3 separate regions of the Homo sapiens genome follow, and regions 2 and 3 are each linked to region 1. Evidence: chromatin loops called from intact Hi-C (ENCODE). Cell type or tissue: heart right ventricle. All regions are shown on one strand.

Region 1 (8,000 bases):
CCTGGCTTGGTCATCTTTGTCCTGCTTTTGTCCTTCCACTTTCAGGGAAGATAAGCTGCTATGCTGTGCCTCACAGGGTTATGTGCATTTTGGCCACATATGCAGCCCCCGTTTGGATCAAGCCACAGGAGGAAGTTACCACTGAAGGGCTGTGATAAACAAGCTGGGCTGGGGGTGGAAGTTTTCTGTAGGGACCTCCTGGGGATTCCCGATAGCACATGGAGGCCTGCCCCATTCCCTCACCCAATGTCAGCTGCCTGCTTTAGACCAAGGGAGAAATCAAATCCTCTCCCCACCTGGCTCTTTCTTTTTCAGTCCAGCTCAGGCCAATGGCTCTGCTCTGTGGACATTCCTCTGGGGTGGGGACCCTGACTCCTGGGGGAGGCACTGCTGCCCAAACTGCCCCAAGGACCTCCCACAAAGTAGAGTGGTCTTTTCTCCTCACTTTGTGCTCCGAACAACAGTACTCCAGGTACCATGCCCACCCAAGCCTTTCAGGCACCAAAACGCAGCGAGACAGAAAAACCTGGCTTTGAGAGGAAAACAGAGGCTCTCCAGGAGTGGGAGCTTATGAAACTACATAGCCAAGACCCCTGCTGCCACCAAGTGCTGACCCATTCCATTCAAACTACAATTGCTCCATTTACAGTTATTTGGTTTTTGACAAGAGCACCAAGACTATCCAAGGGGGAAATGTCTTTTCAACAATTGATACTGAGACAACTGGATATCCACATGCAAAAGAATGAAGCTGAATCCCTACCTCACACCACACACACACAAACTAACTCAAAATATATCATATATCTCAATATAAGAGCTGAAACTATTATCACTCTTAGAAGAAAACAGATGAGTAAATATTCATGACCGCATAGGCAAAACCTCCTTAGATGACACCAAAAGCACAGGTGAAAAAATTAAAAAAAATGATAAACTTGGAATTCATCAAAATTAGGCATTTTTTTTAATTCAAGGCATACAATCAAGAAAGTCAAAAAGGAACACACAGAATGGGAGAAGATATTTGCAAGTCATATACCTGATAAGGGATTTGTATCTAGAATATACAAAGAACTCTTACAACTCAACGATAAAATAGCCAACAACATAGTAAAACAAATGTACCAAAGATCTGAATAGACATTTCTGCAAAGATAAACAAATGGCCAACAAGCACATGAAAAAATGTTCAACTTCAGCCATCAGGGAAATGCAAATCAAAACCACCATGAGATACCACTTCAGGCCCATTAGGATGCTCATTTTAAAAACAAAAGGAAAATAACAAGTATTGGAGAAGATATGGAGAAATCAGGGCCTGTTTAGAAATTGACAGGACTCTGCAAATTATAAAGTGCTAATTGGGTGTGAGGTGAAAGTATCATTGTGGCAATTATTATCACATTGTGTTTTTTCACTGTTTCACTCTGGTCCCTCCTAGCAGAAGAGCTGGTAATATGGCACCTCTAAAAGTTATTGCCAATTGAAGATGGATGGGGAAAAATCTGTTTTCCTATTTCTATGTGCTCAGAAAAAGGCCTCTATAAGGATTCTTGGGATTCAAACAACTTATACAGAGCATTTTGATGAATTAGGTGTAAATGATTCATAAATACATGGATTATGAGATAAATACTCATAATATATAGATATGAGAGAAATACTATTTAGCAGAATGTTTGTTTGGTGATTCTGTTGAATTCAATAGAATCAAGTGAAAGTCAACCAGGTTTGCCTTTTCCTAACATGAATGATGACAGAGAAGGCTTCATTTTCTAGAAACTTCTGTGTGTAGCTTTCAGATGACAGGACATACTCCTGTCTTCCTTTTTCATGTTGGAGAGCTGAAAGAATGGAGCTGGCAAGTGGTCAGGAGTGGAGGACCCTGGTCCCTCATTCTTGAAGAGTGGTCTCCCGAGGAAAGCCACAGGCACATGGAGCTGAAGGTTCTTGGAGCTCATCAGTGAACAGATAAGAAAATTGATTCCTCAAGTGAAAGATGCCCTCAGCAACCAACTCCAAGTGTCTGGATTCTAGTTCTGCTGGTTCTTTTATATCACCCAATGCAGCCTCTTTTAGCCCAAACCCTTTTCAGTCTTCCATCTGCCATGACCTACACTGTCTCTCAGTAACAGCGCAGCAGCAGCAAACATTTATGCACCAGTTTTGTACACCCGTTACTGTTCTGAGGCATTCACATACACCACCTCTTTTAAGTATCATAACCCCATTGAGTAAACAGCATTACTGACCCATTATACAGATGAGGAAACTGAGGCACAAAGACCATAAGTAACTTACCTATGCTCACACAGCTAACAAGTAAGTGGCAGGGCTGGATTCAAAACTAAGCAATCTGGTGGGAATGTAAAATAGTACAAACCACAGTATGGTGGTTCCTCAAAAAGTTAAACACAGAATTACCATATAATCCAGCAATTCTACTCCTAGGAATATATCCTAGAGAATTGATAGCATGTGTTGAAACAAAAACCTGTCCAAGAATGTTCATAGCAGTATTATTCACAATTGCCAAAAGATGAAAATGTCCACTAATATCTGGATGGATTGGCCGGGCGCGGTGGCTCATGCCTGTAATCCCAGCACTTTGGGAGGCCAAGACGGGTGGATCACTTGAGGTCAGGAGTTTGAGACCAGCCTGGCCAACATGGTGAAACCCCGTCTCTACTAAAAATACAAAAATTAGCCAGGTGTGGTGGAGGGCGCCTGTAATTCCAGCTACTTGGGAGGCTGAGGCACAAGAATGGCTTGAATCTGGGAGGTGGAGGTTGCAGTGAGTGGAGATCGCCCCACTGCACTCCAGCCTGGGCAATAGAGTGAGACTCAGTCTGAAAAAAAAATTTTTTTTGGATGGATTAACAAAATGTGGTATATCCACACAATGGAATATTATTTAGCCATAAAAAGGAATGAAGTACTGATACATGGATGGATACTAGATGGAATGTGGATGAACCTCAAGAACAGAAGTGAAGAAAGCCAGATGCAATAGAACACATATTGTACAATTCCATTTACAGAAGATATCCAGAAAAGGGGAATCTATAGAGATAGAAGGCAGACTGATGGTTACCAGGGGTCATAGGGGAGACTGCTTCATAGGGATATGGTTTTCCTTTGGGGTAATGACATATTTTACAACTAGATAGAGGTGATGGTTGCACAACACTGTTCTCATACTAAATACCACTGAATTGTACACTTTAAAAAATGGTTAATGTTATGTCAATTTTTCCTCAATTAAAATAATAAAAACTAGGAAATCTGGTTTCAGAGCCCAGCTATTAACTGTCACCCTCTTCCTTTAATCCCAATGTCCTCTAAGAAGTGACAAGGTTTGCAAGTTATGGAGAAGAGTAATTTCTTTTAACTGTTCTGTTAAAAAATGAGATGGAATGAGCCCATGCTCCTCTCTGGCTCTGCCCTTCCACCAACAGAGGGCACAGCTGGACAGGAAGAATGACTGTGAGTGGGGTGGGCTGTGCCTGGGGCACAGACGATTTAATGTCTTTCCTGCTTATAGGGGCATTAAAAGGTGGTCTGGGAAGCCAGACAGCTGGCTGGGAAAATGGGATGGCTGCAAGGGTAAGAAAGGAAGGGTAAGAGCATGGGGGCCGGGGTGGGCACCACGAGGTTGCTACTGTCCTCCCCCAACTCACGCAGGCACACTCATCAGGACAAGAAGCCTGCCCCGAAGGACAGAACAGGCTGCACTGACTACCTGGAGTTTTAGAGGCAAACAAAAGTTCTCTTTTATGTACTTCACAGCTTCTACTCATAGGCAAAGTAAACCAGATTGCCCATTACTAAGTCTGAGAGGTCAAATCCCATTATAAGGAGTTTGAAGAGAGATTCTAAAAAAATTTTTTTGGTGCTACAATTTCATTGCATTGGGGTATTGGCTAAAATGAGTTGGTCACTGGATAGAGTTTGATTTTTTTTAAAGATTTTGGTATAGGCATCTTAGAATGTTTGAACCTCTGGGGCTTCCATTGTCACCAGTTTATTCATAGATTCCTTTAGTTATTCAACAAACAGCATGTTTCAGTCACTGAGTTGGACACAGAGAAGCACATGAAGGGGACCCAGTATCTGCCCTCAACCAGCTCACATCCGGGAGTTAGCAGCCTGCTGAGGTCCTGCAGAAACCCAGGAGCCGGCTGAGCAAAGGACTGTTCCCTAGTACGCCCATGACAGCAGGAGGGGCTGGTACTTGCTTGGCGATGAAGTCAGCCACACCGCACCCCACGTGGAACCTCATGTTCTCCCGAGATTTGCTCTTCAGTGCATAATTTCTCCCACCTCCCCGAGAACACTGACACGCGCTGTTTGTCTAGTACAGTGCGGCACTACAGGGCCCACCAGAGGGCTTCAGGTTATCCTGCCTGCTAGGAGCTTACCTCTTGAGAGGGGCAAACAGAATATAAGACAGCCCACGCTCCCTGCCATTGGCAGGTGATGAGCGATGCCATAGTACATGCTGTGCCCAGGGCCCACCTCTTCCACTCTCCCACTGCCGCCCGTCAGCTCCCCTTCTGAGAGATTCAGCCTGGCTCTTGAAACTGGAAACATGACTCAAGCTTTTCCTGAAACTTACTTTCACTTGGATCCTGGTCCCTGCTCCAGTGTGAATGCCACCTAACTTTACCATCCTGTACAAGAGTAGCTGCTTGTGTGGAAGCCGAGAGCCAGGGCCAGAGGGGCAGCCCCGTGTGGGCCAATGGGAGAGCTGGGCTGGACGGCAGAATGCAACAGCAGGGAGGGGATGGCATATTTCAATGCCGCCTCCTACCAGAGCCCCTAGACCAAAGACAAGGATGTATAGGTGCTGAGTATAGTCAGGGCTGGATCAGTGAAGCATTCTCAAAACTATAAATGTTTAAAAGGGGTCCCTCCCCAGTGATTATTTTCTTTTCCCGATCAACTTAAGTGATACAACTAACAAGTACCAAAAGCACTGCCAAGAGTGTCACTGCTCTCCAGTTCAAAGTGTGCCAAGAAGGAGATTTTCTAAAGAACTCTCAAGCCTTATTGGAAAGCTGGCACAAGGGGTCAGAGTGTTAGCGAGGGTTGGAATTCCTCTATCATACAACCACTTGGTTTACCCTGGCAACCAAACAGGCTCTGCACTCAAAATAAAACCTTTCCAGGGGATCCAGCCAAATCCCAGCTCCTGCAACATCCACAATAGTCTGCTTCTCCATCTGTGACAGAGCAGCGACTTCATGTTCTTGGATGGTGCGCTCAACACCTCCCAGAATAGATCACATATGACCAGCAGTCACTGCAGCTGCCATCTATTCATGCAGGGATTACTCAACGGGAGAGAAGATGCTGTCACGGGGCAGCTTCCATTTTCAGAGTAACAAACACTGGGTTTCCCCGGCTCACTCCTCATCTGTCTCCTGCTTGTCTGATGCAGAAGCTCAGTCTGGAGCTGCCCACGTCAGAGGCACTGTGCATGGCTGCGAGGGTCAATACGTGCAATGCTTTAGTGGGTAGGGCTGGACTCGGGCAAGAGGCACAGTAAGGCAGGAGGAGGAGGAGGAAGTGAGGACAGGTTCCATGGCCTCTCCTGAAAATATAGAAGTGAATGGGCATGGTGGAGTGGAGAACCAGACTTTGCAGCTAGAGAAACTTGGTTCTAATTCCTGCTCTGCCCTTTGCTAGCTGTGCGACTCTGGGCAGCTTACATCACCCTTCTCGCCTCAATAACTCCATCTGCAGAGTGAGGCGAACAAAACTTGCTTTCCAGGGTTTGTGAGGACTGAATGAGGGGGCGTGTAGAGTGTTAATACAGAGCCAGCCACCCAGAGTAGGCGCTCCATACCTACGCATCCGCCCCATCTTCCTCCTTTACTCCTGTGGCTTATTGGAGAGTGTAATGAGGCTGTGGGGGTGAGGGACTTGTATTTCCTGTGTTTCTTTTACCCTCCTCAGAGTTTGGACTCTGACTTTGGACTGAGGATGGGAAGAGATTCCTTCCCCTGGAGCACGGATGCATTAGTTAGCTTTGGCTGCAACAGTGAAGTGAGGAGTGGAAGTCAGATTGGGCAGGATTTAAATAAGTGGTCTGGAAACTAAGTAAATCATTTTCCCCCTTTACCTTCTCTATGTTAAAAAAAAAAAAAAAAAACCAAAAGGGAAGAGAAGATGAAATTCTGATCATGAGACTTAGGGTCTCATGACTCTATACGGTTTTCCTAATGAACTGCTCTGGGCTTAATGCAAGAAGAGGACACAGGCCTGGAGGCAGGAGGCCTGGGTGCCAGCCCAAGCTCCTGTGATGACTGTGTGAATCTGGGCGAGTCATTTAACCTCTACTGGCCTCATTTTTGCCCCCAGTGACAGGAGTGGAATAAATGTGCTCTGAGGCTCCTTCTGGCTCTAGAATCCTAGGAGTCACCTCAGAAGACAGAAGAGATCCTTTTATTTATTTATTTATTTGAGACATGGTCTTGCTCTGTCACCCAGGCTGGAGTGCAGTGGCAGTGGCACAATGATGGCTCACTGCAGCCTCGACCTTCTGGGCTCAAGCAATCCTTCCACCTCAGCCTCCTGAAAAGCTGGGACCACAGGCATGCACCACCACATCTAGTTAATTTTTTGATTTCATGTAGAGACAGGGTCTCGCTATGTTGCCCAGGCCAATCTCAAACTCCTAGGCTCAAGCAATCCTCCAGCATTCCCAGAGCCTGCACAGGAAGAAAGGGCAAGGCTAGGATGGGCCCATGATATGAGCGATGGGAGCCGGAGGGAAGCACGCTGGCCTAATGAGGGCAAAGTGCAGCGTGGCAGGGCCCACTGAGAAAGCCATCGTGCAGATGATGGGGCTCCATCAGTTAACAATGCTCTGGACACTTCTTCGCCCCCTCCATCTATTCCCTTTGTTATTTCGCAAATACCATACACGCACTCCCCAGAGGAGGAGAGGAGGTTCTCCTCCTCGTTCTCACAACGGTCTGTCCTGGGCCTGACGCTCCTGTGGGGCCATTCTGAGCGGTGCCTCCCCCAGCTCCCAGCCAGTGAACACCAGTGTTGCCGCTCCCTGCTGCTGCTGTGCCTGTGATTTCCTCCCAGAGGGATTTCTGTTCCTCAGAGTCAGTCACAAGAAACCAGTCCAGATGGTTCCTCTGACAGTTACTGCCTTGGGAAAGACAACTCCAATCCAGGCCTTGATGGAGGCAGGGCCAGAGGCAGAGAGAGAGAGGGCCTCCCCCGCCGGGCCCAGCTCCTAGCCAGCACACGTCGGCAACGTAAGAGTTCCTTAGAGACACGTGTTTTGCAGGCAAGAAATGCTTTTTAACATCAAATACTCGCCAAGTCCTCAGGGATGTTTCAAAACACCCCCAGGTTTTTATTCCCATCACTCCCTGTGACTTCTCCTGGTACTTCCCAGTGAGTGTCTCCTGCCAAGCACCTCCTGCGGGATGTGGCCGAGCTCCTTGGTCCTTGCATGCGTGTGTATATGACAATAACTGCTCCGGGGAAATCTAATGGACTCTCTTATGGAGAGACTTGGGATGCAGACTCGCCCAGCTTTACCACTTCTCAGTTACAGAGTCTTGGGCTAGTTCTTAATTTCTAGTCCAGGTTCTCCTTCTAAAATATAGATCATGAACTAACAAGAGTTTTTGAAGGAATTGAATGAAAAAAATGTATAGGTAAAGTGTTAAGTGTTGTTCATGCTAACAGTTAACAGTTGGTATTATTATTCAGGCAGCTGAAGGTTATCCACCTCTACTTCAGCCCACACAGAAAGACCTGAATGACCTTAGACAAATTATCTGAGCCTCAACTTCCTCGTCTGTACAGATGGATCACTGATATGATACATGCTACAACATAGATGAACCCTGAACACATGATGCCCAGTGATTATTACTAGAAATGCAAGTTGGGAACCCACATTATATTGAAAAACAAAACAAAACAGACAACAGCTCACTGGTGTGCACACAGCAGGGGGGCTGCAA
Region 2 (8,000 bases), 110 kb after region 1:
CCAGAGAAATTTAAACTCACAGGCCCTCGTTTAGATAAAGGCTTCCAGCTTGAAAGATACAAGGATCAGTCTTCTGAACTGTGAGGGGGGTGGAAGCTGAACAATAATAAAGGGTACTTTCTATTATTATTTTTTCTAAATACACATCCCACAAAAAGGGGATAAAGAGATAATAGTTGAAAAGAATTCACAAGGCCTTTATATATATTTTCACATATTGTGATACATATGTATATATACACAATGTATATACATATATGCATTACATAAGGATATGTAAAATATAAAATATTTTAGTATCTGTAAAATATCTGTATAACATTATTAAAGTATCTGTCAAATACAGATCAAAAGCCACTCAAGTGATACTCACTGGAGCACTAAGACATATACGGTATGGTTAGCCACCCACACAATTTTCATTCTCATTAGGACACACCACATGTATGCTTAAAACACCTGTGTCAAAGAACAAGGTTGGCCGGACACAGTGGCTCACACCCGTAATCCCAGCACTTTGGGAGGCCGAGGAGGGTGGATCACTTGAGGTCAGGAGTTCAAGACCAGCCTGGCCAACATGGTGAAACCCTGTCTCTACTAAAAACGAAAATTAGCTGGGTGTGGTAGTATGCGCCTGTAGTCCCAGCTACTCAGGAGGCTGAGGCAGGAGAACCTCTTGAACCCGGGAGGCGGAGGTTGCAGTGAGCTGAGATTGTACCACAGCACTCCAGCTTGGGCGACAGAGCGAGACTCTGTCTCCAAAAAAAAAACAAAGAACAAGGTTAAGGAGAAACATGGTTGAGAGTCAAGAGTTTGTTTAATGTCACTGCTCTGGTGCTCTGGGGGGTGGCAAGAATCACAAGGTAAGTAACAGTGAAGTGGACCCTGGAGCTCAAGCACATTACTCACTCAGCTTATTTCCTCTCCTCTACAAACACTTCCAATTCTAGGTTACCTGGTTACACTTCCAGTTCTTGGTTACCTTCCAATTCTAGGTTACGTGTGGCAGATGACATATTGGAGCCAGCTACAGCTGATGTGTGTGAGAGGAGGTCAAGGCTTCCACAGCAAAGCCAGTGACAGGTTGGCACAGATAGGAATTCTGGAGTTGGGGATAAAGAAGGCAAGAATCCACAACAACAAAGATGATGGCAACAGCAACAACACAGGGACCGTCCTCTTCCTTGTCTTCCATTGTACTTGGAGATGAAAGGAGAGTTTCCAAGAAAAATGGCGATACTGGTTTTTCTAGAGTGTTAGTGGTTCCCTAGGATGATACCCAACATACCTGGAGTTCAAGTCCAGTTTTCAGAGTAATAAGCCACAATCACTGCAAAGACAATTTAATCATTTCCCAACTGTTTTAAAGAACTGAGAGAAATTTTCTAACATTTATTACTTTATAACAGGGAAGTGAGTTATGTGTTTTGAAAACCTGGTCCATAAATACTCAGAGACAGAGATGGGGAAAGGAAACAACCAGCTGAGTTTTAAAAATGTTTAATTAGCACCTGTGGTAGGTAAAAGAATGATCCTCCAAAGACACCTACCTCCAATTCTCTGGAACCTGAGAAAATATTGCCTTACATGGCAAAAAGGACTGTGCAACCATGCCTAAGTTAAGAATCACGAAATGGGGAGATGTGTATTGTCTGGGTGGACACAACATAATCACAGGAATTCTTATAAGAGGGAGGCAGGAGGGCCAGAGTCAGAGGAGGAGATGTGAGGAAGGGGCCACAAGCCAAAGGATGCAGGGACCGCTAGATGCAGGAAACGGCAAGTCCACGGATTTTCCCCTAGAGCCTCCAGAAGGTGCCAGCCCTGCCAACAAGTCCGTTTCAGCCCAGTGAAACTGATTTCAGGCATCTGATCTGCAGCTGTAAAATGATCAGTGTGTGTTGTTTTAAGCCACTATGTTTGTGGTAATTTGTTAGGGCAGTGAAACTTGTACAGCTACTCAGTGCAGTGAAAGGTGGGATCCTGGACACAAAAAGGAATGAAAAAAAAATCAATCATGCTAAAAAGGATTACTGCTCAAACACCAAGGAAAGAGAGGTTTCTCAGACCACAAGCTGGAAGCTCAAGCTCTATAGAGTTTAAGGAAGACAAAATTTGGCTAGAAATTTTTTCTCAAGGAGAGAAAAGCATATACGGTGGACCCTCGAACAGGATGGGAGTTGGGGCCACCAACCCCTCACCCAGTCAAAAATTCACATGTAACCTTTGACTCCCCTGAAACTTAACTACTCATAGCCTACTTTTGACCAAGAGCTTTGCCAACAGCACAAATGGTTAACACATATTTTGTATGTCGTATGTATTATATACTATACTGCTACAATCAAGTAAGCTAGAGAAAAGAAAATGTTACTAAGAAAATAAGAAAATACACATTTACTATTAACTAAGTGGAAATGGATTATCATAAAGGTCTTCATCCTTGTCATCTTCACATTGAGTAGGCTGAGAAGGAGGAGGAGGAGGAAGAGGAGAGGTTGGTCTTGCTGTCTTAGGGGTGGCAGAGGCGGAAGAAAATCCACGTATAAGTGGGCCGGTGAAGTTCAAACTTGTTCAAGGGTCAACTGCAATTAAAAGAGAACCACTTCCTGACAGGATAGATACTGAAACCTCCCACCGAGGGGTCTCAGGTGCAGTGGTGTATGGGGCTCCCGACATACACAGGTAGTATGTAAATACCCCTAACACAGTCTTCCCAAGGCCTGGAATCCACCCTTGAAGAGTAGCAGGTCTTCGAGTCTTAATGCTTTTCGGTGTTACACTCATCCTTGTTGAACATTCAGTTAAACCTAAGGGGAAGGGCAGTATCCTAACCCCAGAGGCACTTGATGCAGTCCAAGCTATTATCCACAAAGGATGTATCAGGCTGAGAACATCTTTGTTTTTTTTGGAATAAATATTTTAAACATCAACTGCAGGAAAACATTTGTAAGTTCTGATTTAATCCCTCTAAGATGGTTATCAGTGAATACTGTAACAGAGATAATTGGAGAAGAGGCATCCGACCCCACAGTCTGCCAGGAGGAAACCCATGGATGTGGCAAGTAGGGTGGTCCAGAAAGGATGTTATGTCCCATTAAAGCAGACCACACTGACCTATGACCCGGCTGGGATGGGGCAGCCGTGGTTTCCACAGAAGGTCTCTGCTCCTGCTGCTCCTCTGTGGACGTAGGGCCCTAATGTGACTGGGGATTCCATGGTCAAAGGGTCAGGGCAGAAGCTTCTGAGAAACACTGCTGACTCTACTAGTGATGTCCTGATGCTGTCAGAGAACCCAGGGTGCCACTGATACTATACTTACACACAGCACCCATGCCAGCCAAACTCCAAGACTGCCAAGGACTGCCCAGCATTACGTAGGAAACTTCTGAATGTTCACAGAAACCAGGGTAGAGTCAGAGCAGGGAAAGGCAGCCTGCCCTTCTCCACTATCCTCTTCCCCGCACTCCACGAAGATGCAGCCTGCCCTTCTCCACTATTCTCTTCCCTGCACTCCATGAAGGTGAGCTTTGCTTTGGTGCATCCCCAGGGTCCAGAGGAGCATCTGACAGGTAACAGGCACTCACAATTGTTGAATGGGTAAATGAATCAATGAATGAAGGTTGGGGATGTGTTATTTTATAATTCCAATAGTGCAAATCCCTCAACTCATGTCTATCTCTTCCTGATCCCTGAAATGAGATGTCTTCCCCTCCGATCCCCCAGGAGGGGCCTGCTTGTTCCTCTCATACACCAGTCTCGTCAGACTTGTATTGTGGTCACTTAGTTCTTAGGATTTTCCTTTTCAAAATAAAATGCAAAAAGCTAAGGGCTGAGCCTGCTTTACTCGTCATTATACCCACTGCAGCTGGTCCAACGCCTTCCATGTAGTAGGTGCACAATAAATACTTGTGGGTCTGAATTGGTAAAACATTTTTTCTTCAATTCTTTTTGGAGCAATAGGGTTTGCATAGAAAAGCTCACTTGTATTACTGAGCAGATTACAGTAGATCAGTGTACTTTTTTGTTAAAATCAGGTTCATAATTACCCTGTAGTAGGAAGAACTGCTATAAAATAATAAGAGGATACTTCAGTAAGAGAATTCAGGTTCATTAATGTCTAAGGTTCTGCCAGAAATGAAAAGCGTTCTTAAATCAATTTATCAATATATAAACACTTGATATTAATGTAGATATATATGCATATATTTATGATTAGATTTACTGATTAATAGGCTTTCCCTATCTTTGACGTAAGAAGAGATAAAAATAAAGTGGCATATTGCACTGAACAAACGGCGTATGGCATGCTTTATAAATACACACACTTTGTCTCTCTCTCCTGCATACACACAAGCCCCAAACTCTGCCTTTCAAGATACTGGCCTCTTGCCCTAGTTGGAGGTGGCTAAAAGGAAACTCTTAGGATCCTGGACACGATCACTGCCTTACAGACTGTCTGGGGCAGCTCCCCCATTACCTGCAGCCAGGAGGGCACCTTTGCTAGCGCCTCGGGAGCAGTCAGACACTGTCACTGTCCCTTCCCACAGCCGCGGGAGGTGCTCTACCCACATTAGCTATGCCCCACATCTGGCCATTTGCTGGGCCTCAATCCAGGCACCCCACAAGGCCACGGACGGTAACAAGCGCTCATCAAAGGTCTCTGTCAACAGAATCCCCTGCTTTTCTGTCCTTCCCTGGAAGTTGGCAAGCGAGAAATGAAGGCCTGAAGGGCAGTCGGGCCATTCTGAGAGAGGTGAGCCATCAGCGGCTGCGCCGCACTGGGCCTTCATTTCTGCCTGGGATGGGAACTTGTCCTTTGAAAGAAAAAGGAAAGAGAAAAACTAACATTTACCGAGTTCCTAGGAAGATAAAACAGATTTATTTCATGACAGTACTACCAGGTATTTATTCCCTTCTAAAGTTTCGCTTTTATTTTTATCAAAGTTCTACTTGCACAGATTCGAAGGGTCAAATAATTCTCAGGACTTTTCCTGAAAGACAGCAGCCCCCATCCCCTATCCTGCCACAGTCTGCCCAGACGACCTACAGGAGACCTGTTTTCAACTCTTCTAGTTGGTTCCTTTGGTGGGTCTCTCTGTAGCTTTAAACAAGCTATTTTTCTTGCTACTTCTGGTTTGTTATTTGTTTTAGGCATTGCCTCTGTATCACCGAAGAGAAGCACTTAGCTCCTTCATGCCTCACATCTCCTGCCCATGCCTGTGCCCCTCCCGGATCTTCCTGATGTGGGCATGCGGAGACTCCTGTCAGATCCCCTTTCACACTGTTACCTGTTCAGGTCACTACTGAGCTCCACAGTAAACTAAGATGACTTCTTCTCTGTGCAACGTTCTGTTTCCCCCAGCTTTCCCAGCTGTGTTAACTTGTCATCAGCTTGGTTTCTCCTGTTGTCAAGGGGGTGAGGCGTGGTATGCTGGCTATGAGTGTGGACAGCCTGGGTTCAAATCTCAGTTTTGCCACTAACCAGCTATGCCATTTTAGACTAATGATTAAGCACTGAGTGCCTCAATTCCCTCACTGATAAAAGGAGGATAATGACTACCATCTAATAGGGCTACTATCAGGATTTAATCGTTAATACACACATGCTTAGAACTGTGTCTGACACACAATGAACACTCAATAAATAGAAGAGGCAATGGTTGTTATTAGGTTTGCAATTACTTAATCCTCTTGAAGTGTCCCTGAAGCCTTCAGCTCTGCTCCAGTCTGAACAGATCCCCCTCTGATGATGACCGCGCAGCTGAGGCTTTGGGATGGTTCTTGCCTTGCTTTTTTTGTTGCAACTCTTACTTCGTGGATCTTGTCTTAGCTTACTTCTCGTTTTGGTGGAAACACCTTGCTTTTATCATCTCCAGAGAATAAATCTCCAGACTTCTACCAAGATGAAGGCCTGTTGGTGATTGGCAGAGTGGTCCTTTTGCTACACGTCAGTGAGGAGAAAATCGAGGGTTCTGCTCCTCAAACACATTTTCAATCGACAGTCCTGTGTTAGCCCTACTTCAAGAGGAAGCTTGTACTACTAACTCCTGAATCTTTTGGGGGGTTTTGTAGTTCAAGCTGGATTGCTTCTTGATTGTTCCCCTGCCAACTTGGATTTCAGCTTTCTTGGGTCTACTGAAACCTAACTGCTCCACTTCTCCATCTGCTTTTCAGCTTCCAAAATTATGTTGCTGATGTCTCCTCTCCCCGTCACTTAGTCTCTAATTACTTTATACCTGAGAGGGAAAAAACCAAACCCTTTACTATTACTGTATTGAGAGGCAACTGAGGTTAAAGCTTATGTTCAATCTGCCATCTTTAATCAAAAGTCTATTAACCCTACATCTTACTGGTACAGTAGCTGAGGTACCACAAGAGGGTGAATAATTGGTGGAAGCTCGCAAAACCAGTAAGAATCAGAAAGTGAACTCAGGATCAGGTCAGCCTGATCCTAAAGTCCAACCCTTCCCATTGGAGCACACTCCCTCTCCAGGGAAACGTGGGGCCTCTTCCAGTAGGAATTGTTTATTGGAAATGTGTCCCACTTTGGCCAGGCAGGGTGGCTCATGCCTGTAATCCCAGCACTTTGGGAGGCTGAGGCAGGTGGATCATGAGGTGAGGAGATCGAGACCATCCTGGCTAACACGGTGAAACCCCATCTACTAAAAATACAAAAATTGGCCGGGCGTGGTGGCGGGTGCCTGTAGTCCCAGCTACTCGGGAGGCTGAGTCAGGAGAATGGCGTGAACCCAGGAGGGGGAGCTTGCAGTGAGCTGAGATCGCACCTCTGCACTCCAGACAAAGTTACTACAAAATGTCTTTACAAAGTCACCAAAGCTCACCATGCCGCAATTTGTTAGAGGGTTAATTTTTTAAATTATAATGGTGCTTGGTAAATCTCCTTGAATTAATGAGCCTTGCAGAATTATGGCTGATGTGAAAAGGTATATAGTTAGCATCTGTTTGTTCTGTGCATATATCTCTCTTCCATGATGTACATATATTTTAAGGAACATTTCTTTGGGTGCTTTTGAGACTCTGTCTCAAAAAAAAAAAAAAAAAAAAGAAATGTGGCCCACTTTGACATCGGTACCAGGATAACTACCATTAGACCTTGAAGATTCAGGTGACATCTCTCGGCCTACTGCTGGTACCGTGCCACATTCCATGTCCCCCTCCTGAATGCCCCTGCACTTTTGCTCCGTGAATTCTTTTAAAACCCCAGGCTCGGTCCTCTGACCTTAGTTAGAAAGGTTTCCTAACAGGAAAGAAAATGGGTCCGGCAGTGGGGCCCTTTCCCTTGCTTGCCCTATAATACGATTGTCACCTGAACCTTTCCCAATGATCAAAGTACCTGTAGGAAATCTAAGAAGCCCCTTCTCAGAAAAAGTCTGGGGTCTTTTTATCAAAAAGGCAATGAGAAGGATATTTTTAGGCCTCACTCACCAACAATTACTGCTTTCAACTCATGAGCAACCCTAGACCACATCTGCCAAACTTGGCCTGTGGGTCCCCATCAGTCTATCCTACACAGCCTAGCGGATAAGAGTACGGGCTCTAGAATCACATGGACTGGGGGTTCAATCCCAGCTTTGCCACTTACCTACTTGTGTGGACTGAGGACAAGTTACTCAGTTCTCTAAGCCTTGGTTTTCTCATCTATAAAATGGTAATAGCTGCAGTATTCACTTTATTGAGTTGCCATCAGTTTAAATGAGATATCGTATATTAAGCATTAAGTATAATATCTGGTCTGGTGCCAGGTAGGGCGAACACCACAGTATCCTTCACGGTGTTCCTGGGAATGAAGCCCCCAGCAGCCTGCACCCTCAGCTCCTGGCCCTGCATGTAAACCTCAAGGGTCACCAGAAGCTTGCCTCAGGGTTCCAGGGTTGCCCCCAACCACTCAAATCTTCCAAACAATGTGTACTGGGGACAGAAACTTTGGTTATGTAAAAGTTTAAAAGAGTGAAGTGATGCAAGCTACTTTAAGGATA
Region 3 (8,000 bases), 260 kb after region 1:
CAATGATTTCTCCTTCATAAAGACACCCAAAAGCCTTTGCTAATTTCCTTCAGGAACATGAACAATGCAAGTCTTGAGAGGTAAAATCAGAATAAATTATTAGTGACCCCAAGGAGAAGACATGCCCTTCTTGTTTCATTTTGTTTTTAATTTGGCTGCTATTGATTGAGGTAGCATAGAGGTAGCACCAGGTAATGGAAAGAGCATTGCCCTGGGAGTCGGAGGACCTGAAGTCAATTCCAGAACTGGCTCTCCCTCTAATTAGCTGTGTGGCCTGAATTCAGCTGAATCAGAAGCAAGCCCACCCCCCGGGCCTCCTATTATGTGAGCAATTGAATTTCCTTTTTTTGCTTTAGTTGGGTTTCTGACTCTTGGAACTAAAAGAGTGCTGACTAACATCCCATTCTTATCATCTCTTGTGGTTGCATTTACTGGGCGGGTAAGCCAAAAAATGCCATAAATAAAGCATATTCTGATTATAGCAAAGCACTTGGCTGAAGTCCCTAGAATATACTCACAAAAGAGAAAAGAGGACTCAACTGTTTATTTAGATGGATCTGAAACTTGTTGAACCTTTATATGTGAAAAGTTCTGATTAATGAATGTGTACACATGGAAAGAGGTTTCTTGTATCCTCTAACAGACTCCTGAACCTGTCCCTGTTCTATTTAGGGTTCTCAGCAGCCACTCAGAGAAATAAAAGGGGTGCTTATGAGACTTCTAGATCCCTCAAAGCTAGAAGAAATCATTAATATAACAGAGGCATGAGTCAAGATTCACCAGTTTAATGAGGAAAACAGAGAAAAGGCATGGTTAGGGCCACAGGTCTACGAAATGACCCTTTTCCTCCAATAGCCCTCCTAATACATTACCTGGCTTAGGCATTACCTGGCTTAGGAAATGAGACTCTTCTGTTTTTCTCTTTGGTTTTTATGGCTTGTAATGAAGTTTCTTGTCTGCTTGTGTGTTTTTATTCTACTTTGTGCGCAGGGTATTATTTCTTAATTGTACCTATTCCTGGAATTATTTGGGAAACTTGCCCATTTGTGATTAATTAGCTTTTTGATTATTATGTGTTTAAGAGCCTTGTGCCTTCAGGCATGTGCACCTAAAAATTAAAATGTATTAATACGAACATAATGAAATCAATATGATTTTATGTAACTGCATGATTTATGCTTATTGAGGAAGTTATTTAAGTATAATTTATAGGTTAGTTCTTACAGCACAAATGCTTTCCTTCTCCTCATTTTCTCTTTTTCTCCTGCAGGAAAATTGCAAGATCCCTTAAATACCTTCTCATGTACAAAATCTTCATCTTGGCATCTATCATTCTTTCTTGTTCTTACTTCTGTCCCTCTACCATTCATGTGCTGGTTTGACTAAACGTTGGACCAATCTGGGGTGAAAGTGTGGGACACTTGTGCCATCTGGCCTCTCCTTCTCCCTCCTGTGTCTTGAGAGAGAAGGGAAGCTCAGTCCCCTCTGAGCTCAAGCATGGGAGACAACTCAGGCTCTGATCCTCAGGATCCCCGCAAGCCCTGCTGAGGGAGGGAGAGGAGGAGATCTCACATCAAGCCCACTGGGGGGCTGCATCTCTGCATACCGGTAAAGCCCAGCACAGACAGGCACTCCTAGGCATCGGCCTGCCATTAATAAATACCAGCTCATCTCTCATTGGCTCATTAACTTCCTGAGGTCATCTCCTCTGACAGTGAATCCCCAAAAGGACAAGAGGACAAGAGGGGGGTGGGTGGGGCTCAGACACAAGGCTGGGAACCCGTTCTACTACATATGGGGTCAAGCTCATCACTGTGTCAGCACTCACGTACTCGCTTCTCACGCGGCCAGCGCTGGTGAGTGTGCTAGCTCTCTAGCAGGTCCAGGGGCTGCAAAGATGAGTGAGACACAGGCTCCGCACACAAACAGCTCACAACCCTCTCCCGCGCTCAAAAGGCACCGTGTGCCCACCGTGTGCAAAGCCCTGGGCGTGCGGCGGGCATTCAGGAGCTTAAAGACTAACTAGGGCGAAAGACAGGCCAGGCTGCGGCGGAACTCACGGTCAGACAAATGCTCTCTGAGGTCTGAAGGGGAGAGGCTGCTTCAGCTCCGCAGTTCTGTTGGGGTTGCCTGGAAGGAGGCAGGCCAGGATGGCACCCTGCAGGGAGAGGGCGAAGGGACCAGGCAGCATCTCCCCTAAGGGGTCGACCCAGGCAGAGTCTTCCCTAAGGGGTCGACTAACTCATCTGCCACCCCTGAGGAAAAATAATGTAACGTTTCACTCTGCAGATATCCACAGAATCACTGAACTAAAAAAAAATTTGAAATGAGGCAAAATCTTTGTTTAAATAGAAAAGGGAGCAAAAACCAACCAACCAACCAAACAAACAAACAAAAAACCCCTCCAAACCCCAGCCTTTGGTTGTCCTATAAAAATCTAGCGGTGCTGCCTTCTTGCCATCTATCCAGATGACACTCTCCTTAATCCCCAGCCCAACACTGGCGGGCCTCACAAAATGTAGAGCTAAAATTACAGTTAACACCACCATAAAGAGCTCCACATTAAATGAGAAAACAAAATTGGGCGACATAATGTATTTTGAGTAAGAGGAAAATAAACCAGAAACGATGTGTATATATAAACATGTAGAGGAGTGTGCATATGCTATGTGTTGGTATATATAGATGTTGTGTTGTGGATAATGCTCTTCCCAGTAACCTGTTTTTTAAAAACCAGCACACTCCAGCAGGTATCCCCATAAAGAAACCACCCACTTTCTGCAGAGACCACAGTCCCCACGCTCAGTCTTTCCTGCTGAGCTTCCACAGCTCTCCCGCTCTGGCGCCAAGCTAGATGGACCACCCTCTGGACATCCTTTTCTCCATCATTATCGACTCCTTGGAAAAGTAAGCCACTCACAAGTAGCTGGGACCTCTCGCCTTACCCTTAAGAACCCATTTTCCTGCACTATGCCCATCGAGTCTGCCCCTTGTCTGCCGAGCTGCACTGGAATTGTAAAAACCAGGACCAACTGTGTCCTACCAGGAACAACTCACTTCCCCAGTGTGCTCACGAGATTTCTTTGTGACATTTTCATCAGCTACGTGGTGTAAACTAGGAGCCATTCACCAGACGGAGGGGCCGCTGCTTTAATCAAACCTTGTAACTTGTTCCCTTTCTCTTATCTGCATACGCAAACCCAGTGTCACCCTCGAGCTCCACGCCAAGGAATGCTGGGCAGGAGAACCTGGGCAAAGCTGGAAGTTTAGTATCTCAGGAAGACAGTGTTCTCAGCAATTCTGATTGGGTGAAATGAAATCTTGGCTACAAGGTTAACAGCTTTTACCTAATGTCTACGTCTATTCTCTAAGGTTGAAAATGTTTTTTCATCCCTTCTATCAGGGATTGGCAAACTATGGTGTGGCCCTTGGGGCAAACACAGCCACACGCATGCATGGATGTATTTCTCTGGTTGCTTTCACACTACCATGGCAGAGCCGAATAGTGACAAAAATCAACTGGAGACCAGCCCGCAAAACTCAAAATGTTTACTATTTGGTCCTTTACAGAAAATGTTTGCTGACTCCTTCCTTTATATTTGTCACTAAATACTGTCGTTTCTTCCTCCGAAAGTCTTCTCCATTTCTCAGTGCCCCCTCATTTCCAATGATAGTACTATGATTCAAATTCTGTCCACCTCTCCGTGCGGGATAGCTTCCCATTCCAGTCCGCCCTGCGTACGGCTGCCTGGCTGTCATCCTGTCACTTGCTGAATCCTCTCAAACCCATGCCCAAGAACATACATGCTCTTAGTTGCCACCAGAGGCAATCTCCTAATTTTACCTTTCAGGGCCTTCAATTCAGACTTCGGTCTCACTTCTGTCCTGTACCCTTTGGGCCTGTGCCCTCCCTGTGGGTACACCCATGCTTTCCTCCACTGCTGGGAGGGCTTCAGCCCCTCCCCCGCCCCACCTGCCAGCACTCTGCTCCCCTTTCCCCAAGAAGATCTCCTGCTAATTCACAGATTCCCTCCTGGCCTCTCTGCATTCTGCCCTCTGGTTCAGTCCCTGCTGTCATGTGTTCACTCACTTGAGCTTGTTTCTTGCTGAATTATCTGCTCATCTTATAGATTCCAATGGTAACAAAAAATAAATTAGGACAAAGACTACAAGAAAGATTCTGATGAGAGGAATCCACGTGGGGGATGATCCCCTCGGAGATGTGGCATCCAAAACTATACTAGGTCTCAACATGGGGATCACCTACATTCCTGGTGAAAATTCCTCTCTTGGTGCACACTGCACTTAATGGTTTATATCACTGACTTGATTGTTTTCCCAGACATTTCACATCTTTGCCTTTCATCTCTTCAAAGAGTTAATAACTCCCCATTAGAATATGCATATATATTGCAGTGCTAGAAAATAAGTAGAGGAACTTAATAACTTATTGTGAAACATAGAAGCATACCTTGCTTTAATAAAACTTCATGCCTTGTTCCCTTTCTCTATTTGCCTATAAAAACCCAGAACTCTCAATCACTTGCTTACCAGACATTCTGAAATTGAGAAGCAAAAGAAACCTTCTCCTACCTCGGGGCATAAGCTCTGGCCACCCATCCCATTTGGATCGTCAGGTTTTAACAGGCTACACACTTATAAACAAATTCTTATACACCTCTAAGTTCTTCTCCCCTGCTCTCTGCTTCTCCCTTGTCCCTCTGCTCCCTCCGGTCTTCTCTCTGTGTGCCATCATGGCGTGTCCGCAGTCTGACCCACTAGCCGGGAGGCCACTGAGAGGTGGGCTGGGACACTGGAAAATGAGCTTCATTTAGAAATTAAGCTCAAATCATAAGTTCTGCCTCTCTTAAAAGCTATTACCATTGACAATGAACAGCTCTGCTTCCTCTTCACGTTCTCTTAAAGCCATCATGAGCCCCTGCCTTCCACCCCAGCCTGCCAATTACACACTCCTGTCAGGGGACTTTCACTTTTAACTGCTTTTTACAGACATAAGTGAAAGTACTAAAAATTAAAAGCTGAAAGGAGATGAAAAGAAACATGCTTCAAACTCCTTCTCAGCCATTACGAATCAACAGGAGCTAAACATCAGATTTTTTTTTTTTAAAGAGCTTCCTTTTTATGAACAAGTAAAACGTATGTAGAAGAGAATACCTCAAACCCCAAATGGGTTGTGCATGTAACATTTTAACTCGTGTGCCCAGTTCCTAAGTAAATGTTACCAGTGTGACCACACTTAACAGTGGAAAGCTAGTCAGCCATGGCAGAGTTCAGCAACTGCTATTGTTAACCACACTGTAAATGTGTTAGAAGCCATCACTTTTTTTGCTGCCAAATTCTGAAACCTCTGTCTCTGAAAGGCTGCAAGCACTGTATTCACAGAGAAGGTAGGTGGCAGAAAGGGGTTAAAGAGGTTAGGTGTCTGTGTGAATCGGATTTTAGAAAGATCTAAAACTCCAAACAGCAGTGTGCATGCACTCAAATGTGCAAAACTGGAAAAAGTCATCCTATGTTGAAAAATCAAAGCCATTTACAGTAGACATGTATCCAGGAAAGGGGGCAGTCTTTAAATATATGGTTAGCCTCTTAGCCTCTCTCTGTGAAAAACTCTGGATTGCCAAGAGCAACACTGAAGATTTACTGTTATAGTCAGATTTCCCCTGCTATCTTATTGTTCACGAACTTTCAGAGCGATTCTCCATCTAGCTGTTTTCATGAATGCCTCAGTGATCAACCACTGAAGCAGATGACCTTTCTCACCAGTTGCCATGTCTATTAGCTAAATCTGCTCTTTCCCCTCAAAGCAGATCCTTCCCAGGCTCCAAGCATCTTCGTGTAATGTTATGAAGGTTTGTATATGCTGGGTGTCCACAGAGTGATACCCGTCTGGAATCTTAGGCAGTGGTGGGAGGTGCTAGAGACAAACCAGGGAAGCTTCTGCACTGATCCCAACCAAAACATGGGGAAGGAGCCTGCAGAATTGTAAACAGAAGACAATTCGGTGGTTAAGAGGCTGTGCCCAGCCCCACTCTCTCTAGCTGCCCATTTGAATGTTGGACCAACAGTGGGGCATTCACAAATCTTGAGAGTCAAGGTTCAGGTTTTAGTTTCAACTCACAGTGGGGTTCCTCTATTCTGCTGGCCTTGTTTTCTCTCTGCTAAAAAACTTCCGTTAGAGTGACTCTCCTGACCCCACACCCTGCCCTTTACTGAGTCCCGCTAGGAGCTCAGTACTCCCTAGGAGGAGCAAGTTACTTGCTGGTCCATATTTCTGGATGAGGCGGAGCTGATCTACTAAAAGACCTTGAAGTTGGGAATAGGCTTTCTTGCCCTGCTCTCCACTGGGACAGCTGAGAGACTATGCTTGTTATGCAGACCCCACCATTCTCCAGGTTGGGCTGGAGGGGAGGGAGGGAGAGCAGGTCCTCTTGATGCAGATGCAAAGCCATGTGATTCCATCAGCTGAGGAGAAATAAAGCTGACATTCTCTTTCCTTCACCTGTTTCAATGTCTTAATTTGCTTAAAACTCAGGTGGAAAAGAAAAGACTCTTCTGGCTGCCAACAGCAAGTAAACTTAAATTTACAATAGCAAAAGGTTAATTTATTATAAAAATGTTTGTAATATTATAATAGCTGGTGGAACTGAAGGGGAGTCTCAGGAAAAACCACACCCTGGATATCAAACATACTGTTTTCATTCTGCATCTGCTGTCTTCCTTTTCTGTTTGCAGACTGGCTACCTCTGCTCCTCAAGTGCAAAGTTGAGAAACATGATTGTTCAATGCTCTCAGGCATCGCATCCTATAGCTTCAGCCATTGAAGAGGGACAGTATGTTGCGGGAAGTCAGGGACCCCAAACGGAGGGATCAGCTGAAGCCATGGCAGAAGAACGTGGATTGTGAAGATTTTATGGACATTTATTAGTTCCCCAAATTAATACTTTTATAATTTCCTATGCCTGTCTTTACTTTAATCTCTTAATCCTGTCAGCTGAGGAGGATGTATGTCGCTTCAGGACCATGTGGACAGTACTCTTTCTTCTCTTAAATCCAAAATTCTCTGGCTAAAAGTGTGATTGCCTCCACAGTGAGGGGACCATTGCCAGACAGACAACTGTCCAAGTTGGAGTGGAGCTACTCAATTAAGAAAGGGGGTCATGGTGGAGCAAAACCACTAAGGCACAACAGGAACTAAAGTATCAATCTGGAAGAGCGAAGGAAGCTCCCAGGGACTGAGCTGCTGGGCCTCCAAGCCTTTTCCATCTAATCTCAGCGTTTTGAATTCTACCATGTTTTAAACCTAAAGATTCACAAAAGCTATTAATAAAATAGCCATATAATTTATCATTCACACCAAGACACTTCTGAGAGTGAAAGTAGGTACCACAAATAATTAAAATTATATTATTTTGAAATGTCTATTTATTGACTGACAAACTGGTTTTCTCATAATCATGGATCTATATAATCACTCTTATTCAGAAACTATTTTCAAAACTAAAATCTTTCTTTAAAAAACGTCCAAGCCAGGTGTGATGGCTTGCATCTGTGGTCCCAGCTACTTGGGAGACTGAGGTGGCAAAGACTGCAGTGAGCCGAGATTGTGCCACTGCCCTCCAGCCGGGGTAACAGAGAGAAAGACCCTATGTCAAAAAAGAAAAAATAAAAGTCCACATACATTAAGGCAAAATATAAAAACTTTATATTCTTTACATTCTTTATGTTAATTATAAACATTTAAAAGTAATATAAATAGTAATTGGTCTTGGCATACATTTACATACCTTGAGCAGTTTTGTAACTGTATGTTTTGAATTCTGTCCTGGTATTTCTCTAAAAGTATTTGTGTTTGATACGAGCTTGGTGTCAGTAATTTTTGTCTCTTCCTTAATGTTGCATTTTGTGCGACTTGAAGTTGTTGACGTCTTCAATGGATGTTTCTGTTAAGTCCACACTATTTTAATTTTTGAAAACACCTA

Evidence for each region. Hi-C counts contacts between places; a loop is a spot of excess contacts. Peaks named below come from ENCODE experiments on the same cell type or tissue, not always from the same donor. Only the 100,000 strongest peaks of a DNase experiment are listed, where the experiment ranks them.
Region 2: a loop joins it to region 1, with 2.0 times the contacts of the local background. A loop is called at or near these places in 2 of 110 quality-filtered maps.
Region 3: it touches region 1 in a loop (2.8-fold over the local background); 6 of 110 quality-filtered maps call a loop at or near these places.

The regions. Positions count from the first base shown.
Region 1 is chr6:5,761,929-5,769,928 of GRCh38, reverse strand. The region is part of intron 6 of FARS2 (phenylalanyl-tRNA synthetase 2, mitochondrial); the gene reads right to left. Among named protein-coding and RNA genes, the nearest start is that of NRN1, 240 kb to the left of the region's middle. RefSeq lists an enhancer at 5,345-5,534. In heart right ventricle, CTCF peaks have their summits at 3,453 (motif pointing right) and 5,082 (motif pointing right); DNase peaks (open chromatin) are centred at 4,468, 5,248 and 7,195; H3K4me3 peaks cover 334 bases; H3K27ac peaks cover 4,577 bases.
Region 2 is chr6:5,649,328-5,657,327 of GRCh38, reverse strand. The region is part of intron 6 of FARS2 (phenylalanyl-tRNA synthetase 2, mitochondrial); the gene reads right to left. Among named protein-coding and RNA genes, the nearest start is that of FARS2-AS1, 200 kb to the right of the region's middle. In heart right ventricle, no CTCF peak of the experiment used is centred here; a DNase peak (open chromatin) is centred at 3,327; H3K27ac peaks cover 271 bases.
Region 3 is chr6:5,504,513-5,512,512 of GRCh38, reverse strand. The region is part of intron 4 of FARS2 (phenylalanyl-tRNA synthetase 2, mitochondrial); the gene reads right to left. Among named protein-coding and RNA genes, the nearest start is that of FARS2-AS1, 50 kb to the right of the region's middle. RefSeq lists an enhancer at 5,017-5,146. In heart right ventricle, no CTCF peak of the experiment used is centred here; a DNase peak (open chromatin) is centred at 3,212.